Linked DNA regions of Homo sapiens: all the other regions are linked to region 1. Evidence: read pairs that join two places in POLR2A ChIA-PET (ENCODE). Cell type or tissue: PC-9. All regions are shown on one strand. Region 1 overlaps ERRFI1-DT (ERRFI1 divergent transcript). Region 2 has its middle 11 kb from the start of SLC45A1. Region 3 overlaps LOC105376695 (a long non-coding RNA gene).

Region 1 (4,000 bases):
TCCCAGAGTGTTGGGATTACAAGTGTGAGACCCTGCCTCTGGTCGAGGAGATGGGTTTCTATTCCGTGCAGTTATACACAATTTCTAATTAATACAGCTTAATTGAGAAGGTGAGATTTGATCAGGGCTTTGAAGGATGTGAGTAGCAACTAACTGCGAGAAGGGGGCCAATGAAACAGTAATTCCTAGAGGCTCTGTTCAGACTTAGGGCTTTTGAATATCAGGGGTTCATCATCTGAGCTGCTGAATTAGACTAGGACTTCTTAAATACTTCTAAAATTGGTCTTGGGAATGAACCTGCAAGAAGAAAAAAGCCTAATAAAAATAGTAATAGTAGCAGTAGTAGCAGTACTAGTAATAGCTGGCTGGGCGTAGTGGCTTACACCTGGAATCCCAACACTTTGGGAGGTCGAGGCTGGAGGATCACTTGAGCCCAGGAATTCAAGGTCAACCTGGGGCCAGGTGCAGTGGCTCATGCCTGTAATCCCAGCACTTTGGGAGGCCGAGGCGAGTGGATCACCTTAGGTCAGGAGTTTGAGACCAGCTTGGCCAACATGATGAAATCCTGTCTCTACTAAAAGTACAAAAAGTTAGCCAGGCTTGGTGGTGGGCACCTGTAATCCCAGCTGCTTGGGAGGCTGAGGCAGAAGAATTGCTTGAACCCGGAAGGCGGAGGTTGCAGTGAGCTGAAATGGCGCCATTGCACTCCAGCCTGAGCAACTCAAAAGAGTGAGACTCTGTCTCAAAAAAAATAAAAAATAAAAAATAAACCTGGGCAACATAACAAGACCCTGTCTCTACAAAAAATAAAAATAAAAAAATTAGCCGGGCATGGTGGTGTGTGCCTGTGGTTCCAGCTACTCAGGAGGCTGAGCTGGGAGGATCACTTGAGCCTGGGAAGCCTAGGCTGCAGTAAGCCACGATCGCACCACTGCACTGCAGCCTGGGTAACAGAGCAAGACCCTGTCTCCGAATAATAATAATAATGGCAGGGCGTGGTGGCTCACACCTGTAATCCCAGCATTTTGGGAGGCCAAGGTGGGCGGATCACCTGAGGTCAGGAGTTCCAGACCAGCCTGGACAACATGGTGAAACCTTGTCTCTACTAAAAATACAGAAATTAGCCTGGTGTTGTGGTGCTCACCTGTAATCCCAGCTGCATGGGAGGCTGAGGCAGGAGAATCGCTTGAACCCAGGAGGCGGATGCTGCAGTGAGCCTAGATTGTACCACTGCACTCCAGCCTAGGCAACAGAGCGAGGCTCTGTCTCAATAATAATAATAATAATAATAATAATAATAATAATAACACTTCCAATGTAATAGGCTTTGTTCTAAAGGACTTACATGCGTTGCCTCCTTCAGTCCTCACAGCTACTCTTTGATGAAGGGTAGTTCCCACCTTATGGCTGAGGAAATAGAAGCAAAGAGAGGTCAAGCAACTTGCCCCAGGCTACACAGCTAGGAAATGGATGAGCCAGGATCTGAACCCAGGCAGTATGGCCTGAGCCTGAGCTCATTAGTTCATGCCAGGCAGGGTTTGACCAAAACCTTGGACTCACTCCTGTCTGCTTTCCTTCAGTGACTAAGAGGATTCCTGAGATGGATGTGCAAACATGAAGTGTTTACTTTCCTCCATGGGAATGTACTTCTGGCTTCCACTCCTCAGCTGCTGCTGCTAAGCCAGTGAGATAGATGGTGGTTTGGAAACACCCTCATGTGTGTTTCTTCTTTTTGTTGTTTTTGGGATCCTTACTGAAATAATTTTCCCCTCATTTTATGAAATATAGAGGTTCTTGCTGTATCTTATACCCCACCCCAAATTCTACTGATTTGTACTGAGCTGTGATAAAAATAATGATACCAAGTACATGCAGGGTTTCTTCCAGCCTCTAGGACCTGGCTTTGTCTTCCACTGCTCCTTCTGGGATGCTCCTCTGAGAACCAAAATCCGACCCTTTACATCCAGATCAGGACAAACTCACAGAGTAGTTTGCGAACTACTAGTTTAGAACTAGTTCGGAATCTGCTTGTTACGGTTTGTGACAAGAGGAACGCAGAAATCGAAAGTAAATAAGGGTAAGAGACTTTTTAGCAATTGAGCATTTGTCCCCAACACCCAAGCATATGATCAGGGAATTAGTCTTGACGGGGCATGGACCCCTTTGGATGCTGTTGAACTTGTGATGAGTTGCATGCTGCGTGAGCTGTGTTAAAGTCATGGGCAATAGGACTGATTTTTGGTTCCTGAAGGGGTGGAAATTAAAACAAAACAAAATAAAACCAAACCAAACAAAGTAAAACGAAAGAAGTGACCCTTTATCACAGAAAGTTTGTGAGTCACTGCTCTAACCCATATCACATTTTGCCACTTGTGAATCACCATAGTATTTCAGTCTACATCACATAATCTAGGACTGGACTATACAGGTTTATTATTGTTTTTTTGAGACGGAGTCTCACTCTGTGGCCCAGGCTGAAGTACAGTGGCGCCATCTTGGCTCACTGCAATCTCTGCCTCCCACCTCCTGGGTTCAAGTGATTCTCCTGCCTCAGCCTCTTGAGTAGTTGGGATTACAGGCACGCGCCTGGCTAATTTTTTTGTATTTTTAGTAGAGACAGGGTTTCACCATGTTGGCCACGCTGGTCTCAAACTACTGGCCTCAAGTGAACCACCCGCCTCGGCCACCCAAAGTGCACTGGGATTACAGGTGTGAGCCACTGTACCCAGCCTGGACCATACAGTTTTTATTTATGATTTATTTATTTTTATTTCATAGAGATGGGGTCTTGCTATGTTGCTCAGGCTGGTCTCAAACTCCTGTCCTCAAGTGACCCTCTCTCCTGAGCCGCCCAGAGTGCTGGGACCTCAGGCGTGTGCCACCATGCCTATCTATTTTTTTAAGTTTTTTTTTTTTTTTTTTTTTTTTTGTAGAGACAGGGTCTCACTCTGTTGCCCAGGCTGGTCTCCAACTCGTGGGCTCAAGTGATCCTCGTGTCTCAGCCTCCCAAAGTGCTGGGATTATAGGCATGAGCCACTGTGCCTGGCTCAGAGATACGTTTTTAAAACCTCGTTCTAGTTGCTTCATTTATGGAAGTCTCACCTTCTTGTTTGTATTCAGGACCCATGAGTTGGCACTCAAGGATTTTTGCTTCTATTTTTGTTATGATTCAAATCAAGAGATGAGATAGGAGCCAAGGCAAATATCTCTACAAAAAAATACAAAAATTGGCGGGGCATGGTGGCTGACGCCTGTGATCCCAGCTACTTGGGAGGCAGAGGTGGGAGGATTGCTTGAGCCCAGGAAGTCAAGGCTGCAGGGAGCCATGAGGGCACCACTGCATTCCAGCCTGTCTCAAAAAAAAAAAAAAAAAAAAAGTAGGGTTGGACAGAAAGCAGAGTCAGCTTTGCCTCACTTGGTGGTAAAAAGAAAAAAGAAAGTCTCGAAACATTTATTTATTTATTAGAAATGCAAAGCCAACGAAGAATCTTCAGGCAAACGATTGTAGTGACTGTTTATTGGAGGTTATTGTGTGCCAGGCATTGTGCATTTACATATATTATTTCATTTAACCTTTATACCATAATCTTTTAAAAGTAGGTATAATTATCACCATTTTGCAGATGAAGAAAATGAGGTGTCAGAGAGGTTAGGTAACTGGCCCAAGGTCACACAGCTACTAAATGGTGGCAGTCTGTCTGACTTGGAAGCCTGTGTGCTTTTGCTTATTCCCATTATTGCTTGATGACACCAATTGCTGCTAAAAGGGAATGTTACTGGATTTAAAGGATATGTGTACTCTGTCATTTTTCTAAAACAGCCTTCTTTGGCATTGTTTCAGGGTCTTATATTTCCATTAAAGCCTTCCCTTTAGATACTTAGCTTTTACTTCAGAGGATGGTGCGGGAGTTACAGCTTGGGCTAGGCTATCCTGCAAATTGCAATTCCAGCTTTTCCTTTCCATCTCTTGGGAGAAGACAGAGACAAAGCCTTCTTCTTT
Region 2 (4,000 bases), 250 kb after region 1:
GCCCAGGCTCCTGGCCTCAAGCAATTCTCCTGCCTTGGCCTCCTAAAGTGCTGGAATTATAGGCATGAGCCACCACACCTGGCCAAGGGTTTGGTTTTGGACATGATAAATTTGAGGTGCCTATAAGATATCTAAGTAAGGCTGGGCACGGTGGCTCACGCCTGTAATCGCAGCACTTTGGGAGGCCGAGGCAGGTGGATTGGCTGAGCTCAGGAGTTCGAGACCAGCCTGGGTGACACAGTGAAACCCCGTCTGTATTAAAATACAAAAAATTAGCCAGGTGTGGCGGCATGTGCCTGTAGTCCCAGCTGCTTGGGAGGCTGAGGCAGAAGAATTGCTTGAACCTGGGAGGCAGAGGTTGCAGTGAGCTGAGATCACACCACTGCACTCCAGCCTGGGCAACAGAGCAAGGCTCTGTCTCAAAGAAATAAAATAAAATTAAATTTATAAAAGGCTGGGAACAGTGGCTCATGTCTGTAATCCCAGCACTTTGAGAGGCCGAGGTGGGTGGATCACTTGAGGTCGGGAGTTCGAGACCAGCCTGACCAACATGGAGAAACCCCATCTCTAATAAAAATACAAAATTAGCCAGGTGTGGTGGTACATGCCTGTAATCCCAGCTACTTGGGAGGCTGAGGCAGGAGAATTGCTTGAACCTGGGAGGCGGAGGTTGTGGTGAGCTGAGATCGTGCCATTGCACTCCAGGCTGGGCAACAGGAGTGAAACGTAGTCTCAAAACAAAACAAAACAAAAAAACAACAACAAAAAAATCTAAGTGAAGAAAACAAGTGAGTGATTGGTTATACAAGTCTAAGAGCAGAAAGAGGCCAAGGCAGGAGAGAACGGGGTACAGAGAGTGTTTAAATGGAAGTTAGCGAGTCGAGGGACCCTCTCAGTTTGCCCTGTTCCACCTACAATGGTTAGCAGCAGAGTGGAACCTGAAAATAATGTCTGTTTCCCTTGACCAAAATCCATCTCTTAATATCCAAATCCATGTTTCTAAATGTAGCTAAGCCCCAGGCCCACAATGCTACCTCTCAATTTTATTTTTCACTTGTTTGTCTTGCTGAAATGTTTAACTCAATGATAATGAAAATTCTATGTATCAAAATGTGTAGGATACATCTAAAGTCTTGTTTAGCGGAAACTCAACTTGGAATGCTTATATTAGAAAAGAGGCTGGGTGTGGAGGCTCACGCCTGTAATCCCAGCACTTTGGGAGGCTGAGGCGGGCGGATCACTTGAGGCCGGGAGTTCAAGACCAGCTTGGCCAACATGGTGAAACCCCGTCTCCACTAAAAATACAAAAATTAGCCAAGCATGGTGGTGTGCACCTGTAATCCCAGCTACTCAGGAGGCTGAGGCGGGAGAATCGCTTGAATCTGGGAGGCAGAGGTTGCAGTGAGCCAAGATGGTGTCACTGCACTGGAGCCTGGGGGACAGTGAGACTCTGTCTCAAAAACAAAAAAAAGAGAGAGAGAACAGAAAAAAGAAAAGAAAAGAGGAAGTCAGCCAGGCACAGTGGCTCACACCTGTAATCCCAGCACTTTGGGAAGCCTAGAAGGGAGGATCACTTGAGCCCAGGAGTTCAAGACCAGCCTGGACAACACGGCAAAACCCTGTCTCTACCAAAAATACAAAAAATTAGCTAAGCATGGTGGCTCGTGCCTGTAGTCCCAGCTACTTGGGAGGCTAAGGTGGGAGGATCACCTGAACCTGCGAGGTCGAGGCTGCAATGAGCTGAGATCACACCACTACACTCCAGCACAGGCAACAGAGTGAAACCCTGTCTCAAAAAAAAAAAAAAAAAAAAAAGGAAAGAAAAGAGGAAGGGCTGGAAAGTCAACAACCTAAGCTTTCAGCTTAAGAAATTAGTAAGCAAACAGCAAATTAAATCCAAAGAAAGCTGAAGGAGAAAATAATACAGATAAAAGCAGAAATTAATGAAGTAGAAAATAAGCATAAAAATAGAGGATGAACATGTTATCTGTATTATTATTATTTCTGTTTTTTTTGTTTTTTGTTTTTTGTTTTTTGAGACAGAATCTCACTCTGCTGCTCAGGCTAGAGTGCAGTGGTGTGATCTTATCTCACTGCAACCTCCATTTCCCAGGTTCAAGTGATTCTCATGCCTCAGTCTCCCAAGTAGCTGGGATTACAGGCATCTGCCACTACTCCGGGCTAATTTTTATATTTTTAGTAGAGACAGGGTTTCACCATATTGGCCAGGCTGGTCTCGAACTCCTGACCTCAGGTGATCCGCCCACCTCGGCCTCCCAAAGGGCTGGAATTACAGGCATGAGCCACCGCACCTGGCCTGTTTCTGGTTCTTTGAAGAGACATTAATGATAAACCCTTGGCAAGACTGATCAAGAAAAAAGAGAGAAAGTCTTAAGTAAATTTCACTCCTAAGTAATCAATATTAGGAGTTTGCTAGGGCTGCCATAACAAAGTACCCCAGGCTGAGTGGCTTAAACAATGGAAATTTATTTCACTTTTTTTCACTTTTTCTTTTCTTTTGGGGTTTCAACATGTGGCCCAGGCTGGTCTCGAACTCCTGAGATCAAGCGATCCGCCCACCTCAGCCTCCGAAAGTGCTGAGGCATGAGCCATCGCACCCAACCAGAAATTTATTTCTCTTAGTCCTGGAAGCTGGAAGTCTGAGATCAAGATGTGGACAGGTGTATTAGCTTGTTCTCACACTATTATCAAGACATAGCTGAGACTAAATAATTTATTAAGAAAAGAGGATTAATCAGCTCATGGTTCTGCAGGCTGTACAGGCTTCTGCTTCTGGGGAGCCCTGGGGAAACGTACAATCATGGCAGAAGGCGAAGGGGAAGCAGGCACAATCTTCACATGGTCATAGCAGGAGCACAAGAGAGCAAGGGGGAAGTGCTAGACACTTTCAAACAACCAGCTGTCCTGAGAACTCTGTCCAGAGAACAGCAAGGAGGATGTCCGCCCCCATGATCCAGTCACCTCCCAGCAGGTCCCTCCTCCAACACTGGGAATTACAATTCGACATGAGATTTGGATGGGGACACATAGCCAAGCTCTATCAGCAGGGTTGGTTTCTCCTGAGGCCTCTCTCCTTGGCTTGTAGATACCATCTTCTCTGTGTGTCCTCACAGGGTCTTCCCTCTGTGTTTGTCTGTGTCCCAATCTCCCCTTCTTATAAAGGTACTTTAATTCCCTCTTTGAAGATCCAAATACAGTCAGGTACTGAAGGTTAGGACTTCTATGTACGAATTTTGTGGGGACACAGCTCGGCCCATCATATAAACAACCGTGCAGCTCTTATAGACATTTAAAAGGTTAGAAATTTGTGCCAAAATTAAAATTAAGAGGAAGTGGACAATTTCCTTGGAAAACACATATCACCAATCTATCACAAAAAGAAATATAAAATCTGGCTGGGCGCAGTGGCTCATGCCTATAATCCCAGCTCTTTGGGAGGCCAAGACAGGTGGATCACTCGAGGTCAGGAGTTAGAGACCAGCCTGGCCAACATGGTAGGCTTTGGTAGGGTTTTGGTAGAAACCCCATCTCTACCAAAAAATACTTTTGCTTGAACCCAAGAGGCAGAGGTTGCAGTGAGCCAAGATTGTGCCACTGGACTCCAGCCTAGGCAACAGAGTGAGGCAAAAAAAAAAAAAAAGAAGAAAGGAAGGAAGGAAAGAAGGAAGGAAGGGAGGAAGGAAGGAAGGAAGGAGGGAAATAAATACAAAATCTGAATAGCCTATAACTGTTAAAGAAATCGAATTCACAATTTTAAATTTTTCCACAAAGAAAACTCTGGTCCCAGCTGCTTCACTGATGAGTTCTTCTAAACAGTTAACAAAAATATAATGCCAATCTTACCCAAATCCTACCTGGAAAGAGAAGAAAATCAAGGGAGGGAAGGGGAGGCATTCTGTAATTTGTTTTATGAGACAAGCATGACCTTGAAACCAAAACCCGATAGGGCATTTCTAAAAGGGAAAATTACAGCAGGCCA
Region 3 (4,000 bases), 180 kb after region 1:
TCTGGACTGTGGCTGACGATGGAGCATGAGGTATGGGTGGGAGGGTCAGTTATTTTAGGAAGGAGAAAACCAGCATCGCAAACACAGGAGACACAGGGCAGGCTGAGAAGTCCTTCAGCATAAGGAAAAGCAAGCAGATTCCATGGATCCAAGTCCAAGACCCATGCCATCCTTGAAGGAAGGGAGGAGCCCGGGGTGCCAGACACCCAAGTAGGCAGGCAGGCAGTGGAGACAGGACAGAGCAGCAGCCACTGCACGCCTAGATAAATAAGTAGGTCCGAAGTCTACAGAGGCTATGACAGCCCAGGAGCAACCACAGGTCCACAGGAAAAGCACAGGAAGGCGAGCTGTCTGCTCTGTGTGCCTTTGGTTTTGTCTTCTTGCCAGGAAGGAAGGAAGAAGCAAAGACCAGCATGACCTGGCGGATGTTGGCTGAAGCAAGTACAGGTCTTCAGCGAAGAGCACGGCGGTCTCTGGAAAGGGGTGTGGGATAGAAAATGGAGTTCAAAACTAGGAATTCTTCCTATTTATCCTATAGACACTGCGGCACACATGCATAAAGACATAGATCCCAGAACGTTCATTAAGGCATCATTTGTGGCCGGGCGCGGTGGCTCATGCCTGTAATCCCGGCACTTTGGGAGGCCAAGGTGGGCGATCACCTGAGGTCAGGAGTTGGAGACCAGCCTGGCCAACATGGTAAAACCCTGTCTCTACTAAAAAAAAAAAAAAAATACAAGCTGGGGGCAGTGATTCACGCCTGTAATCCCAGCACTTTGGGAGGCCGAGGCGGGCAGATCATGAGGTCAAGAGTTTCGAGATCAGCCTGGCCAACATGCTAAAACTCTGTCTCTACTAAAGATAGAAAAAATTAGCCGGGCAAGGTAGCGCGCGCCTGTAATCTCATCTACTCGGGAGGCTGAGGCAGGAGAATCGCTTGAACCCAGGAGGCAGAGGTTGCAGTGAGCCAAGATCACACCACTGCACTCCAGCCTGGGCAACAGAGTGAGATTCCGTCTCAAACAAAGAAACAAGCAAACAAAGGCATCATTTGTAACACAAGACAAGTGGACTGATAAAACACGTCAGGAAATCGCCTCAATGTACATGAATATGGAATTGGTTAAACACATCGGGGGCATCTGTACAGTGGAACAGTGCAGCCATTAAAAAGAATGAAGCTGACCTATGTAATATCCAAGATACTTTATTTATTTATTTATTTATTTATTTATTTATTTATTATTTTTTTAGACAGAGTCTCACTCTGTCGGCCAGGCTGGAGTGCGGTGGCACTATCTTGGCTAACTGCAACCTCTGTCTCCCAGGCTCAAGCAATTCTCCTGCCTCAGCCTCCTGAGTAGTTGGGATTACAGGCACGAGCCACCACGCCTGGCTAATTTTGTTTGTATTTTTTTAGTAGAGATGAGTTTCACCATGTTGGTCAGGCTGGTCTCCAACTCCCGACCTCAGGTAATCCACCCACCTCAGACTCCCAAACTGCTGGGATTACAGGCGTGAGCCACTGCGCCCAGCACTATTTGTTTATTTTTTATTTATTTAAAAAAGGGCCAGGTGTGGTGGCTCATGCCTGTAGTCCCAGCTACTCGGGAGGCTGAGGCAGGGGAGTCGCTTGAACCCAGGAGGCGGAGGTTGCAGTGAGCCGAGATTGCACCACTGCACTCCAGCCTGGTGACAGAGCAAGACTCCATCTCAAAAGAAGAGAAGGGAAGGGGAGGGGAGGGGAGGGGAGGGGAGGGGAGGGGGAGAAAGGAAGAAAGAAAGAAAGAAAGAAAGAAAGAAAGAAAGAAAGAAAGAAAGAAAGAAAGAAAGAAAGAAAGAAAGAAAGAAGGAAATTGGCTGGGTGTGGTAGGAGTTTTGTTTTTTAATTTATTTTGAGACAGGGTCTCATAAATTTAAAAAATTATGTATTTTTTAAATTTATTTTGAGACAGGGTCTCAAAATAAAAAATAAAAATAATAAATTTATATTTTTTTTATTTATTTTGAGACAGGGTCTCACACTATTGCCCAGAATGGAGTGCAGTGGCAGGGCACTCTTGGCTGCACCCTGCAGCCAGGGCAATCTTTCAAAATGAAAATCAGGCCAGACGCAGTGACTCACGCCTGTAATCCCAGCACTTTGGGAGGCCGAGGCGGGCAGATCACAAGGTCAGGAGATCAAGACCATCCTGGCTAACACGGTGAAACCCTGTCTCTACTAAAAATACAAAAAATTAGCCGGGCATGGTGGCGGGCACCTGTAGTCCCAGCTACTCGGGAGGCTGAGTAATCCCAGCACTTTGGGAGGCCAAGGCAAGTGGATCACCTGAGGTCAATAGTTCGACACCAGCCTGGCCAACATGGCAAAACCCCATCTCCACTAAAAAAATACAAAAATTAGCCAGGCATGGTGGTGTACGCCTGTAATCCCAGCTACTCGGGAGGCTGAGGCTGGAGAATTGCTTGAACCCAGGAGGCGGAGGTTGAAGTGAGCCGAGATTGCGCCACTGTACTCCAACCTGAGTGATAGAGTGAGACTCCATCTAAATAAATAAATAAGAACCCAAAAGAGAAATGGGCAAAGGCTATGAACAAGTTCATGAAAAGGAAACCCAAATGACTAATACATAAGAGAAAATGCTCAACCTCAGAATAATAGAGAAATGCAACTTAAAACCGTAATGAGGTATCACTTTATGTCCATCACATTAGGAGAAATTAAATATCAGAGTTGGAAAGGACAGAAGCAGCCTGAACTCTCATCCATATGAACTCTGTACAACCATTGTGGAGGGCCATTGGCAGTACACAGTCAAGTTGAAGGTAAGCATTCCCCATAACATGGTAATTCCACCTTCTAGAGAATCACTTGTACAGGTGTGTAAGGATGCAGGCACAACAATATTAGACCTAGCTGGATTAGAACCAGCAAAATTTGAAAATAAACTAAATCAGGGTCAGCAAACCGGACCACAGACCAAAACTTGTCCACTGCCTGTTTCTATAAACAAAGTTTTATTGGAACACAGCTGCGCCCATTTGTTTGCATATTGTCCAAGGCTGCTTTCCGGGTACAACAGCAGAGTTGAGAGACTGCACAGAGAATGGATGACCTGTAAAGGCTGAAATATTTACAACCTGACTCTGCAGAAAACGCTTGAGACCCTTGATCTAAATACTCATCAGGGAATACAGATGATGCTACAAGCAATGAAAATAGTAAACCACAGCTACATATGTCGACATGACTAAATCTCAAAAATAAAATATTTTCAAAAGCAAGTTACAAAATGTTACAGTATGATGCTATTTATATGAAGCCTGAATACATGCACAGAATGGTATGCATGTTTATGGACATGTGTGTTTGTAGTAGGAGAATTAAAATACGTGGTTGGGCGCCGTAGCTCATGCCTGTAATCCTGGCAGTTTGGGAGGCCAAGGTGGGCAGATCACCTGAGGTCGGGAGTTCAAAACCAGCTTGACCAACATGGAGAAACCCCATCTCTACTAAAAACACAAAATCAGCCGGGCGTGGTGACGCATGCCTATAATCCCAGCTACTCCAGAGACTGAGGCAGGAGAATCGCTTGAACCTGGGAGGTGGAGGTTGCGGTGACCGAGATTGCATCATTGCACTCCAGCCTGGGCAACAAAAATGAAACTCCATCTCAAAAAAAAAATAAAAGAATTAAAATATGCATGGAAATACCCGAAAAAGAGTTCCCACTGGGAAGAAAGAGACTAGGACCAGGGATCAGGGAGGGGGTTACATATAAAACTTCGATGGTGTCTTTAATCTTGTTTTTTTTTTAATGACATAATATGCAAATATGGAAAAATGATTTCAGCCGGGTGGGGTGGCTCACGCCTGTAATCCTAGCACTTTGGGAGGCTGAGGTGGGCAGGTCACCTGAGCTCAGGAGACCAGCCTGGCCAACATAGTGAAACCCCATCTCTACTAAAAATACAAAAAATTAGCTGAGCGTGGTGGAGC

Evidence for each region. ChIA-PET counts read pairs that join two places held together with the same protein. Peaks named below come from ENCODE experiments on the same cell type or tissue, not always from the same donor. Only the 100,000 strongest peaks of a DNase experiment are listed, where the experiment ranks them.
Region 2: POLR2A ChIA-PET joins it to region 1 with 6 read pairs; 6 of 35 experiments call an interaction of 5 or more read pairs at or near these places.
Region 3: POLR2A ChIA-PET joins it to region 1 with 7 read pairs; 6 of 35 experiments call an interaction of 5 or more read pairs at or near these places.

What each region holds. Positions count from the first base shown.
Region 1 is chr1:8,059,839-8,063,838 of GRCh38, forward strand. All of the region lies in intron 2 of ERRFI1-DT (ERRFI1 divergent transcript), which reads left to right. Among named protein-coding and RNA genes, the nearest start is that of ERRFI1-DT, 35 kb to the left of the region's middle. In PC-9, no CTCF peak of the experiment used is centred here; DNase peaks (open chromatin) are centred at 1,603 and 2,353; H3K4me3 peaks cover 954 bases; H3K27ac peaks cover 4,000 bases.
Region 2 is chr1:8,304,926-8,308,925 of GRCh38, forward strand. No RefSeq gene overlaps it. Among named protein-coding and RNA genes, the nearest start is that of SLC45A1, 11 kb to the right of the region's middle. RefSeq lists a silencer at 2,750-2,950. In PC-9, no CTCF peak of the experiment used is centred here; no DNase peak of the experiment used is centred here.
Region 3 is chr1:8,241,475-8,245,474 of GRCh38, forward strand. LOC105376695 (a long non-coding RNA gene) reads left to right here. Exons shown (of 3, transcript XR_946937.3): 2 at 2,716-2,826. Among named protein-coding and RNA genes, the nearest start is that of LINC03154, 16 kb to the right of the region's middle. In PC-9, no CTCF peak of the experiment used is centred here; no DNase peak of the experiment used is centred here.